Regions from separate parts of the Homo sapiens genome. Here region 2 is linked to region 1. Evidence: chromatin contacts called from ENCODE Hi-C or POLR2A ChIA-PET data. All regions are on one chromosome and are shown on one strand. Each heading gives the region's core, a stretch centred on a gene start or an enhancer-like site at or near the end of the contact. The rest is flanking DNA. Distances are from core to core; before and after follow the strand shown.

What was found. A loop is a pair of places that touch in the nucleus more often than their neighbours do. ChIA-PET counts read pairs that join two places held with the same protein, here RNA polymerase II (POLR2A). Pooled maps may share reads with other maps.
Region 2: a loop to region 1 is called in a map of right lobe of liver, with 8 times the contacts of the local background. The contact joins two enhancer-like sites. A Hi-C loop is called at or near these places in 5 of 168 maps with a recorded cell type or tissue (ascending aorta, gastrocnemius medialis, ovary and 2 more) and 3 of 50 pooled maps. POLR2A ChIA-PET finds 5 or more read pairs at or near these places in 1 of 52 experiments (activated CD4-positive, alpha-beta T cell).

What each region holds. Positions count from the first base shown.
Region 1 is chr5:42,553,014-42,559,029 of GRCh38, reverse strand. All of the region lies in intron 1 of GHR (growth hormone receptor), which reads right to left. Among named protein-coding and RNA genes, the nearest start is that of GHR, 130 kb to the right of the region's middle. Within about 2 kb of position 3,034, at least 2 of the 41 ENCODE cell types and tissues checked have a DNase peak (open chromatin) inside an H3K27ac peak, as active enhancers do; they include gastrocnemius medialis and right lobe of liver, where a contact is called at or near this core.
Region 2 is chr5:42,513,410-42,519,684 of GRCh38, reverse strand. The region is part of intron 1 of GHR (growth hormone receptor); the gene reads right to left. Among named protein-coding and RNA genes, the nearest start is that of GHR, 93 kb to the right of the region's middle. Within about 2 kb of position 3,249, at least 3 of the 41 ENCODE cell types and tissues checked have a DNase peak (open chromatin) inside an H3K27ac peak, as active enhancers do; they include gastrocnemius medialis and right lobe of liver, where a contact is called at or near this core.

The DNA of each region.
Region 1 (6,016 bases), core at 1,785-4,284:
TATTTATGATTAAAATTTAGCATCTAAATTCATATGTGCTATAAGTATAAAATATACACAGAATTGAAAGCTTAGTACAAGAAGAAAAGATGCAAAATATCTTGATAATGTTCACGTTGACTACAAGTTGAAATCATATTTTTAACTGCTGAATTAAATAAAATCCATTATTAAAACAAATATTTCTTATTTTTTAAATGTGATTACAGTCATGCATCACTTAATGACAGGAATACATTCTGAAAAATGCATCATTAGGCAATTCCATGGTTCTGTGAACACCACAGAGTGTATTTACACAAACCTAGATGGTATAGCCTACTACACACCTAGGCTATATGGGATAGCCTATTGCTCTGGGCTACAGACCTGTGCAGCAGGTTACTGCTCTATTGAATAGTATAAGCAATTTTACCACAATATTAAGTATTTATGTATCTAGACATATCTAAACATAGAAAAGATGTCATAAAAACATGATTTTATAATTTTATGGGACCAGTCCATCATTGAAAAGTCATTACGTGGTGCATGACTATAGTTGAAAATTTTAAATTACATATGTGGCTTGCATTTTATTTCTACTGGTAGCATTCGTATATACATTTTATGGTTTATATGTCTGCACTTACATTCAAAAACATTAAATGCTTACTATGGGCATATTTGCTTTCATAACAAAAATGAACAAATAAAGTAATTTTTTAAAATTTCAAATGACATATAAAATCATTATGGTTATGTTGTAAAAGGTCCTCCCAAATGCAGAATGATGGGGACAAAAAATTCACTAAAGACTTAGGTGACTTAGGTGTGATTGTATCTGTGGAAGGTTGCTTTTTTCCAAGGGTACTCAGTGTGCATTTGTTTACCTTCAGAAATACAATTATTATGTCCCGATTTGAATCATAGACAGTGGTGTACTGGTAAATGTTTAACACCTGTCTCCCTGGAATTTAAAAAAAGGGTCATGATTTGTATCATTTGCCAATTTCTGTGATGTAAATACCTCTCTCAGGGCTGTTTTTAAGCTACCAACATTAATTCACTGACTGGATTCACAAGCCAGAAGCTGAACCCAGCACAAACTGGCTGGGGAAGGGACTGATGCTATCTAGGCTTCATGTGAGGTAACAGGTACAAAGATTAAGCAATCTACTAACATTGATAAAAAATGTAAGAGACAGTACTGTTGAGTAAACCCTGGACACTCGATTTTATTTGATGACATCTGATCCACTGGCAGCTGATCACATTTAGTTAATAATCATTGAAAGATATTTTCCCAGGTCAGGAGACATTAGCTTCTACCACAGATGCTATCATTAATCTTCATTTACAGAGAGGGTGGGCTTGGGGTTAAGTGAATGTGCTTTGGAGTCACAGAGGGCTAGGTTCAAATCCCAGCTCTACCAAACCTCAGTTTACTCATCTCTAATATTCATATGATAAGATTTTCCCTTTTTAATAAAAAAATCAGGATTAGATGAGATAATTTATTTAAAGCATTTGGCATTCCCTCTGCATGTATCCAAAAGGGTTAGTTATTACACTTACTGAAGTCTTCTTGGTAGTAGTAACAAATAGACTATTTATGTTTTATTATGTTCCTATGGGGTATATTGAGAGTAGGGACCCTCATTTATATATCATGAAGAGGACATCTAGGCATGTGGTAGAGCAATCAGCAAATGTGCTCTTCGCCAGCCACAATATGTAAGACCCTATTCCTAAATCAAGCACTTACATCATATGAAGGTCCAGGAAAGGGAAGGACCATCATAATGTAAAGTGTATATCTCCTAGGATAAGGCAATAATACAGCCTATTTGTGCTTGGGTGTACAGGCAATTGTACATCTTCTATAGTGAGTTCCAATTGTGCAGGAAATACTTTAGGGGCTAATTCCTCCCTCGTCTACTTTAAGAAAGTTCTATGTGGTTGTCGTTAGGTTTGGATAATTTGTTTTGTGAAATCATGGATTTCTAGAACTAAAAATTAGATACAGAAATCCCAGTGACAAGACGCTTGGCTTGAAGTTAGAACTTTTCTTGGGAGAACTCAAAAAAGGCAACTGAGTTACAAGAACCTGAGTCTCTGTCTCTTCCTTTATGGAGGAGTGAAAGAAGAAGGGGCATGTCAGTAGCCAAATGCTTGGCCATACTCCGATATTGGTATGCACCGTTATTCTATTCAGAGTGGAACTTTCTCAAAGAACGAAGCATTCTGTTTCACTAGGACCACATTGCACTTTATAATGCCTCCCCGCAACTATCCCTGTGGATGTTTGTCAACTCACTAAGCTTGATTCACTTGGTGCACTAACGGATTCACAATGCAGATGTGATTGTTACATGAAAGAGAAAATCAATTGCATGGCCGCTTATTTGAACAGTATATTCCTTCTTATATCTTACTTTACACCATTGTCCCTACCAAGTAGTTTTTTCCAAAACAAAATTTGAAAAATGAAACCTCTTATTGACTTTCTACTTTTTTTCTCTTTCTACACGTGGCTCATTCTAAAATCTGATTTTTTAAATTACTATGATAGATCATATAGATCATGGAAAATGTTCCTTAAACAAATTTAAAGATGTTGGAATTTTCTTCAGACTCAAATTTGAAAATTTTGTTTTACCTAATCTAAAAGGAGATAAATAAGGTATAGGAGACAATTTCTCATACAGTGAAGTCTTCAAACAAAAACATTCATTATCTTGGTGAGATATAATCTAACAATGATTACTATAATAATTTATAGTATACTAAATACTTTTTATATCTTAAAGAAGTGCATGTATTCCTGCCTTCTTTGGAGTTAACAGAAGCGTAGGTTTTCAAAGACAGTTAGTTACTAGCATGCCCTAATAACAAATGGAGCAAAAATTGGAGGAAACCCCTCTTTCCTTTTATCGAGTCCAACATGGTAAAGTTATTCTTTGAAGGTAAACAAGTTGGGAAACCAAGAGTGAGGCAATGTGATCTCCCAGGAAAGGCATTACTAGAGGAGGAGTCAGCAATCCCGTAACCTGACATCAGCCCAGCATTGTCCGAGCTGGTGACTCAGGTAGTCATTTAATCACTATGGGTCTCAATTCCCTCACCTGAACACCCTTCTAAAATTTTGTTATAAGCCAAATCCTGCACTGTGCAGTGTAATAATAGCTGCCTTTCATTGACGGCTATTCATGTCCCGACGTTACCAGGCTCCTTGTCTTTCTCTTCTCTTAGCTGGAAGCAGTAGCTGTGTCTCACTCACGATTACATCCTAACAATTAGCCATAGGCTTGCCACAGAGTAGATGTTCACTACAACATCTACCCAAAAAATAAGTGTGCCAGGTACCTTCTTATTTCATTCAACCCTCAGACAGACCTTGCAAGAGAAAGGCTCATTTCACAAATGAGAAAATGGAAGTTTAGAGGAGCTCAGAGAGGTTAAGTAAATCTCCCAAGCTCACACAGACAGAATAATTCTGGGTAGGGTTTCGAACTGTGCTTGATCTTTCCAAGGCCTGCCTTTACTTTCCCATGCTTCTTCAATTGTGAACTAGGCAAACTAAACACACAATCAGGGTAGCAGTGAATCAGAACAAACTACAGGGAGCAAGAAAAAGACAGAGTAATATTTGGATGTGAATTATAAAGAGAGGTAGACACCATAATATTTTCAGTGCATAGGGCCTGTCAAAGACAGTGATAATTCATAAGTGCTGACATGGCAGTTTCTTCAAGGGCTGTATTACATTGCTCAAGGGATGTAATATTTATCGCTATGCCTTAGAACCTCCAATAGCACCTGGTCTACTTTTGGGTACATTACTCAAGAGCTATGCAGTGTGCTCTCTCCATGACATGGGGCATTATCCTGCCTCCTTTAAGCTTCTATGTAAAAATAGAAGTCTATTTGGCCAGACTGACTGGCTGCCAGATAGATGGCAAACACAGGGCAGATCAATATCATGTCTCATCTCCAGGAAGTTTACAGTGTACCCCTTCACTCTTCAGGATCAAAGGAGGTGTAATAGCTTGGACTTGGACCATTCATTGTTAATAGCTTTAATAGAAAATACTCCCTAGAAAAGTGCTAACAGAAATATAATGTGAGCCACAAATGCCAACCACATACATAGTTGTAAATTCTCTAGCAACTGCATTAAAAAAGTTAAAAATTGATATATTAATTTTAATAATGTATCTTATTTAACTCAATATATTCAAATATTATTTCATCATGTAATCAATGTAAGTATTAATGAGATATTTTGCACCTTTTTTCTCATACTGGATCTTTGATTCTAGTATGCCTTTTACACTCACATACATCTCAGTTGAAACTAGTTCCATTTCAAGTGTTTAATAGCTACATGTGGCTAGTGGCTACTGCATTGTACCATGAAGCTCTGGAACACAGAGAGGTAGTAGAAGTCCAAGCGGCCAGCTCCCTAGTTAGTGTAGAATAGATCTGTGTTTATTATTACTCACAAGGCAGGCCAAAGCTGCTGAGAAGAGACCTTCATACAGTTATTTTGCAAGATCTGATAATTTTTTAAAGTAGTAGAAAGAAATAGTCTTCCTACTAAAGCAAGAAGTAGGGTGTTCCAGATCGTCTCAACACTCACTTTGTACATAATTACTGAGCACTGAACTCTACATACAATTAAAGCATCAAATTTTTTTTTTTTTGTAGGACAGAACTTCTGTCTGTTACTAGTTATGGAACTTTATGTGACTAAGTTCTCATCCTCAGCCTCAACTTCTTTATCTCCAAAATAGAGTGTTTGGAACATATCAGTAGTTCTTAGCCTTGGCTGTATATTAGAATCACTTGCAGAACTTAAAAATCAATGCTCTGGCTTTATCATAGATGAATTGGATCAGTAGGATAGGGACTGAGTATTGATACTTGAAGATTTTTCTTGTATAATTCTAAAGCATGGCCAGGATTGAGAATCGCTGATTCAGTGCAAACCAAATGTGCTATATAACTTTTGTGGCAACAGAACTCATCTGCCCCCAAAAGTTGCCCCCACCTGAGCAGAAGAAGAGAAAAGAAATATCTCAATCTCCCCATTCAACCAATCAATTAATGTGCTTTTTTGCAACAGATGATGATTTATGGATCTATGTCAAGTAATTTTAATACTGAAATATGGAATTAAGATCAGAAAATATTATCCTATAAAATGGCAAATAAAAAGAATACACTTGTATAGATGAAATCAGCCGGCCACAGAAATGATCACTCAACGACAATATTTCAAAGTGTTGCTGATGAGACTGGGTAGATGGAATGCTAAAAGATCCCCCGCAAGATTACCATCCTGGGTTATTCAAACACTAATCTAGGTACTGCTGTGAAGGAATTTTGCAGATGTAATTAAGATGGCTAACCCACTGGCTTTAAAACAGGGAGATTATCTTGGATTATCTGCACAAACCGATGTAATCACCTGAGCCTGTAAAAGCAGAATGAGATATGGCAGAAGGGGAAGTCAGAGAGACTAGAAACTTGAAAAGGACTTGATCTTCTGTTGCTGGAAGAGGGTACATAGAATATTGTTGCTGGAAGGGGGTACATAGAATCTTGTTGCTGGAAGGGGGCACACAGAAACCATGAGATGCAATGCAGATAGCCTCTAGGAGCAAAAACTGGCTCCCAGCTGACAGCCAGCAAGGAAATGGGGAACATGGTCCAACAATGACAAGGAACTCAGTTCATGAAAACAACTGGAATGAGCTTGGAGGAAAATTCATCCCTAGAGGCCCTAACAACACTGATTTCTGCCTTGCAAACTCTAAGCAAGAGCCCAGTTGGGCCATGGTGTGCCCAGACTTCTCACATATGGAACTGTGGGACAATAAATGGGTATTGTTTAAGCCACTAAGTTTGTGGTAATATGTTATGGAAGCAATAGAAAACTACTACAGCCTTTAAGAGTCCATTATAGAGCTTGAGATTGACTGTAAACATTAATCAGGAAGATAATCACCACTGAAGCATGTCAATATTG
Region 2 (6,275 bases), core at 2,000-4,499, 40 kb after region 1:
ATAAGGGGTCAATGCCAACATATAACCATGACATTTTTTTAGAAATCAGATCCACAGACAGAGCAAGTGGTTGAGAAAGGTAACAACTGATGGTAGCTAAAGTTGCCTCTTGGTAACTTGGGATGAGTTACTGAGAGAATTTGCAGAATCTTCTCTTTGGCCATCTATAAAACTACATCAGAGCTTTTTATGTGTGCCCTGATTGTGTGCAGTCATGTTTAAAGTTAGAAGGAAATACTGAGAGACTTAAATTTGTCTTCTGCCAGTATTCTTTACCATACCAAGATTCTTTTACTAGTTCTAAACACTTTAAATGTAGCAGCTATTTTTCTGAGGAATAATGGGAAAAATGAGAATTTATGAGCTGAAAAACAATGCATTGCCCTTATTCTCCCATAATTCAGGAAAAACAGCTAAGTGAAATTTTGGTCAAACTTTCCAAAAAGTTTTGGGCTGAAGACAAGCATGGAAAAATTCAAGCCCAAAGGAGATATTTCCAGAAATTTAGAAGCAAGTGAAAACAGAGGGTTATAGCAGTTCAGTATTTGCTGCCAGGAACAAAGTATATACGATATTATTTATTGCTGAAATCTTTTCAGAGAGACAGCATCTGGTTTCAGTGAGGTCTTGCTTTCATCCCATCCAGCAGCTGGACTAAACACTCCAGCACAGGGAGATCAACCAATTTGCCAAGGTGACACAGCGATTAGCGACTCTTTCCAGATTAGACCACAAGAGCCTCCTGGCTCTCGAATACCAAGAAAAAGTCACATGACTAACAGAGAGTTTAACACTTTTTTTTTCTATTTCAAGTGACTTCTTCAGCTTGCATGCTTACTTGTGTTTACATTTTTGGAGTCCCAAAGAGTGAGTCTTTCTCACTTTGCCACATTTCTCCAGTGGGAGGATCAGATATCAACATGGTTTCTTGTGAATGCCAAAATGCCCCGCCTTCTTCAAGGAGGATTTATTCATCTAGGCCGAGTGCGCTCATGGCAGAAATCAGAAATGGTCATGCAATATTCCACTCATACTGAGGCAGAGAGAGAGAGTGATCCAAATGCTCGCTAACTCTGAACAGAGAGGTTGGGCACTCTGCTTTGGTCATTCCAAAACTGCCTCTCTGAGGCAGGGGAAAAGCTGATGAAGATGAGGTTAACTCTGCCAGGAGAAAGCACTATAAACTTTTACTTCTTTTAGAGCTTTTTCTCTACCAGTACTATTTTTGCAGAGCCCTGGCTAGAGACAATTAGTTCCTTCATTCTTTTTGCATATGTCTTCCATACCAAAAGGAGAAAAGAAGGCTCTGTTTCCTAAGCATATGTTTTCCCTACACCTCAAGAAGACCATGTTGAGTTGCAAAGGGAACAAACAACCAACAACACACACACAAACTCTTTTAATAAGAAGTTATGAAATTAATGTAATTTCCACTAATCAATCTGTTTTCCTCTGTATGAGTAGCTGCCCACACACACACAGAATTATTAATACTATCATTAATCATTATTATGAATATATACTATATTATATAATAATATATATTAATTATTAGAATCATGAATTCAAAAGGCTAACTTAAGAAAAAAAGGGAAGAGGGTGAGAGAAGGAAGAGGATTACAACCATTCTTTTTCATGTCTAAACTTCAAGCTCATAGATAACAATCTAATATGAGAAGACCAGGGAACTGAGAGAACTGAGCCGCTTAGTTGTGTGAATGGACCTGGCATATTCTAAACTGGTCAAAAGAATATCAGGAAGGAAACAAGACCTCATTTGGTCCTTAGACCCCTCAATGGCAACAGACAGGGCACAGCATCAAGAGAAAACACGCAAGCTTTTGTAATACAAGACAACACCCAGAAGACATGTTGTTTTAATAATGCCAAAAAAAAAAAAGTCCACTATGAGTGACAGCAACCTAACTTCACTTTAAGTCTGAATGAATAATACCACTTAAGAAACTCATACAATTTCAATACAATAAGATTTAGAAATTTATTTTAAACTTACTGCAGATGTCAAAACACATGAATACCAAATACTTCACTTCTTGCTTCTTTCACATTACAATTTTCTTCTTTAATTGGAGCAGAAAAAAACAGGTCCTGACCATAAAAAAGTGATGACATTTCAAGCATGTGGACTGATGTTTTAGTTACACATGCATGCTATTCCCTTTTGACTTATATTTTTTCCAAGGATCAGCCATGCTAATTTTCATACTGTACTCATTCCTTCAGTATTTACCGAGTGCCTACCATGGGATAGGTACTGATTTAGGCCCAGAGGTTATAGTCATAAACAACACAGACACATCCCTGCCTTCCTGGAGCTTTCAATTCAGCACTCTTGTTTCGTTTCAAAGTTCAGTTACTGTTTTGATAAAGCTCAGTTCAGGTTTTAAAAAGGAAACCTCCATCCAAGGAAAATTCTGAAGTTATTGTTGTCTTTCCAAAATTTATTTTCTCAACCCTCCAATTAGTCCATTGGTATAAAACTCACAGTAAATGTCATTCTTAGAGGAAAGAACTTCAACATGATAGTTATTTTTTGCTTTGAGAAGAGGAGTTTTAAAATAATAAATGCTTAATGATTTAACCAGTAGCTTCAGCTGTTACATGCCAAACTAAGTGTTATAACAAACACCAGGGCAGGCAGACTGAAAAAGATGCCTCCAAATTTTAAATTTAAGTTTTTTCTCCCCCTAAAAATCTACACTGACATCCTTAGTGAACACCGGTAAATAATTACACACTCTGGCACTCAAGTGCAAACAATCAGGTTTCAAAGTTTACCCCAACCAGCTGTCCATAAAAAATCTTTTGACAGTGCCAGTAGAGATCAACCTGACCACAGAGGACATGAGGCAACTGGCCAGGACATAAGTCACATAGGTCTACACTTCTGTTTCAGTATAATTTCCAACCGTCTTGCTGATGGGCTCCAAGGCTCTCCAAAGCCACATGAAGATGTCTATATATCTCTTCTCAGGAAAAACTGAAAATTAACTTTCTATTTGAGATTCTTCCACTTTCCTTCTTGAACTTTCTCTTCATCTCCCACTTCCTTGTCCTCTTTCCTCTATTGTCTCTTCCCTACTTTCTCTCCAGGGTCAGATACTGCTTTCAGCTCTTTTCCTGTATTATCTTACCGGAGCCACACACAACCCTAAGAAGCAGCTCAGCAATCATGTCATGTTGCAAAAGGGAACCCTGAAGCCCAGGATCACATAGCTGGGAAGTAGCCAAGCCAGGATTTCAACCAGCTCACCTGACTCCGGGGTCCACAATCACTGTGCCATATTGCCTCTAATGTGACTTTTGGCTTAAGTATTTATGATAAAGATGAACTGGTGGTTTAAGTAGGCAAGTAGCAATGACACCTAAGAAATTAATCTTAATTTCTGCTATGCTTGAGAAAAATCTAACAAATTCTTACTTCAATTAACTGCTTTAAAGGTGGAAATCAAGGTGGCTAATTAATGGGCAATTTATTAAGGGTTTTTCTACACCAGCTTTGAGACTTTTGTCTCTTCCATGTGGAAGTACACTGAGAAAAGTCAGGAGCAAATGCCAATTAGAGATTATAAAGACTACAAAGAACTAAGAAAAAGAAAACAACAAAAATCTAACTTATTATGTTACTACATTCTCTGTGCCCCCTCTAAAAACTAACCAAATGAAGTCTTTGTTTCTATTAACATCTATTATTGTTATTCGTTTCACAAATTAGGAATAGTTTTCAGTGGGCTTATTCTTAGATTTAAACCAAACAACTTGATGGAGCAAATGTTAAAATACTAGCTCCTACAAGATCAACATACCTAAGGAACTAATTTCATAGGCTGCGATAAAACTGAAGAAATGGAAAGGTTGCTACTGCCCTCCTTCCACCAAGGCCTTTACACCTCTATTTTATTCTTCCTGGTTATGAAGGTTGGACCACCCACTAAATTTTCTCCAGCTAAATAAACAGCTACAGCTGAGAACAGTGCAAAGTCCTTGGCTTTCTGCTTTTATATCCACCCAGTGTTAATTCAAGAATGATTTTCAGCGGGTTATAGACTAAATCCAACAGAATAAAATTGGGATCTTAATTAAGAATTACCACTAAATGCATGAAATCATTAGGTTAGCCCTCAGCCTGCCTGTGTCGACCATTACTCTTCTTTCCTCTAGAACAACACCTTGGTGCCTAGAAGCCAAGACTATGTGGATGACATAGAACATAATGGCATTAATCCCATCTGTGGAAAAAGAAAATGCAGGAGCTTATAAAGCAGATTCCATTGGTAAATTGACTGTGTTTAACGACAGGAAGAGAGTATATTGGGAGATGAAAAAGGAAAAACATGTTAACAACAATTGTAAATAGTAGCTGTCTTCATGAAAGAGACACTAGCCTAAGCCAAAATAAACTACAAGGAAAAGAAAATCCTGCTGTTACCAACCAGTAAGGCAAAGCTGCTTTCTGGATTTGCAATCACTTTTCTTTAGTCATTCTTTGGTTTTCTGGAAGGGACCAGGTTTCTATGGAACTCTGATGAGCTCTGGGGAACAGCAGCAGCTAAGGTATATTTAGCAAACATACACTAAGAGTCTACTATGCTCAAGACACTGCATTTTGGTTAAGCCTGCATCATGCTTTATAGTCTTGTAGCTTAAGTACCCTTTGCAAATTCAGTCTGTGCTCCTGATAAAAGGTGACTGCCCTCTCCTGGCCACCTTTCATGAGACTGTTTACTTTCAGATCTTATTAATAGTTGTCACCATCACCTGTCGCCCATCACTCTTCCTCATCTGAGATGCCAAAAACTGCCAGGGAAATGCAGTGTGTGATCAGTTCTTAAAGGTACAATTATGTGTGAGACTAAACACAGGAAAACGTGCATACATAGTTCTCTTAGCAATGAAATGGGGGACCTTCCACTGACCTTCACACAATCTTTTCTTTCTATCCTCCTCTCACCCTGCAATGACTACAGACCCCCACTAATGTCCCCACTGTGGCAGAATTCCAAGCACAGGCCTGGGCATTACCTTATCAGAGCTCCCCATCTAGTCACTGTCTTTGCCTCCGATCTTTCTTAGGCCCTGCCCCAATTGTCCACATCTATTTCTCAACCCCAGCATCTGGTTCTGCTGAATTACCCATTTATATTGGTTATAGGGTATCCCAATATCTCTGAATAGCTTCTTTTTTTTTTTAAATCTAGAACCATTTATGCATATGGTCATAGATAGCTGGGAGTTTGAATAGCCCCAGATATAAGTAACTTTTCAAAGGTCATAAATTATAATAGGACAGAAGAGAGACCTGGTTATCAGAGGAGCAAGGCTGGAGATCTCAACAAGGGGTGAAGTGTGAATTTATCTTCCCAATATGGACTCCCTGGGTCTGCCAATCCAAAGAGGTGACCTTGGTCATGGAAGATTTGCAGAACAAATCTTGCCTGTGGACTTGCACCCAGAAGGCACTTGTAGGTAGTCAATGCAGAATCCAAAAATTACTTGTAAGATGCGCCCAGTGAATTCAGCAAATGTTTTATTTTAGCCATTTGTCTTCAAGGTCAGTTCTGGTTAAAGAAGTTGCTCATTTTAACTAGAAGAAAAAATAAATTCTGGGTGAAGCAAGCTTTGTTTTATTTTTCTTTTCCAGTAAGTAATAAAATCATTTTTTCAAAGACCTTCAGGATAGAAAAGATTTTTTATATTTAACCCATTAATGTTTGCAGTCATTTTTATATTTAACCCATTAATGTTTGCAGTCAACTAATCCCTAGAAATAAGAACAAAGAAGGGAAGACAGGAAGGTAACACACATGAGCTAACATCACAGATAATCCTCAGACCTCTTTATTTGAGTTTTAACCTCACCCTGCTGAAGCTTTTTTTTTTTGAGACGGAGTTTTGCTTTTGTTGCCCAGACTGGAGTGCAATGGCGCGATCTTGGCTCACCACAACCTCCGCCTCCCGAGTTCAAGCGATTCTCCTGCCTCAGCATCCCGAGTAGCTGGGATTACAGGCATGCACCACCACGCCTGGCTAATTTTGTATTTTCAGTAGCGACAAGGTTTCTCCATGTTGGTCAGGCTGGGCTGGAACTCCTCAGGTGATCGGCCCACCTCGGCCTCCCAAAGTGCTGGGATTACAGACGTACAGTACCGCGCCTGGCCCCTGCTAAGCCTTTTATCAGAGCTGCTAAGAAATAACCAATGTGACATATTTAAGCTTCATCTCATCTATTTCCTCTCCATGGCCCTGAGTGGGGC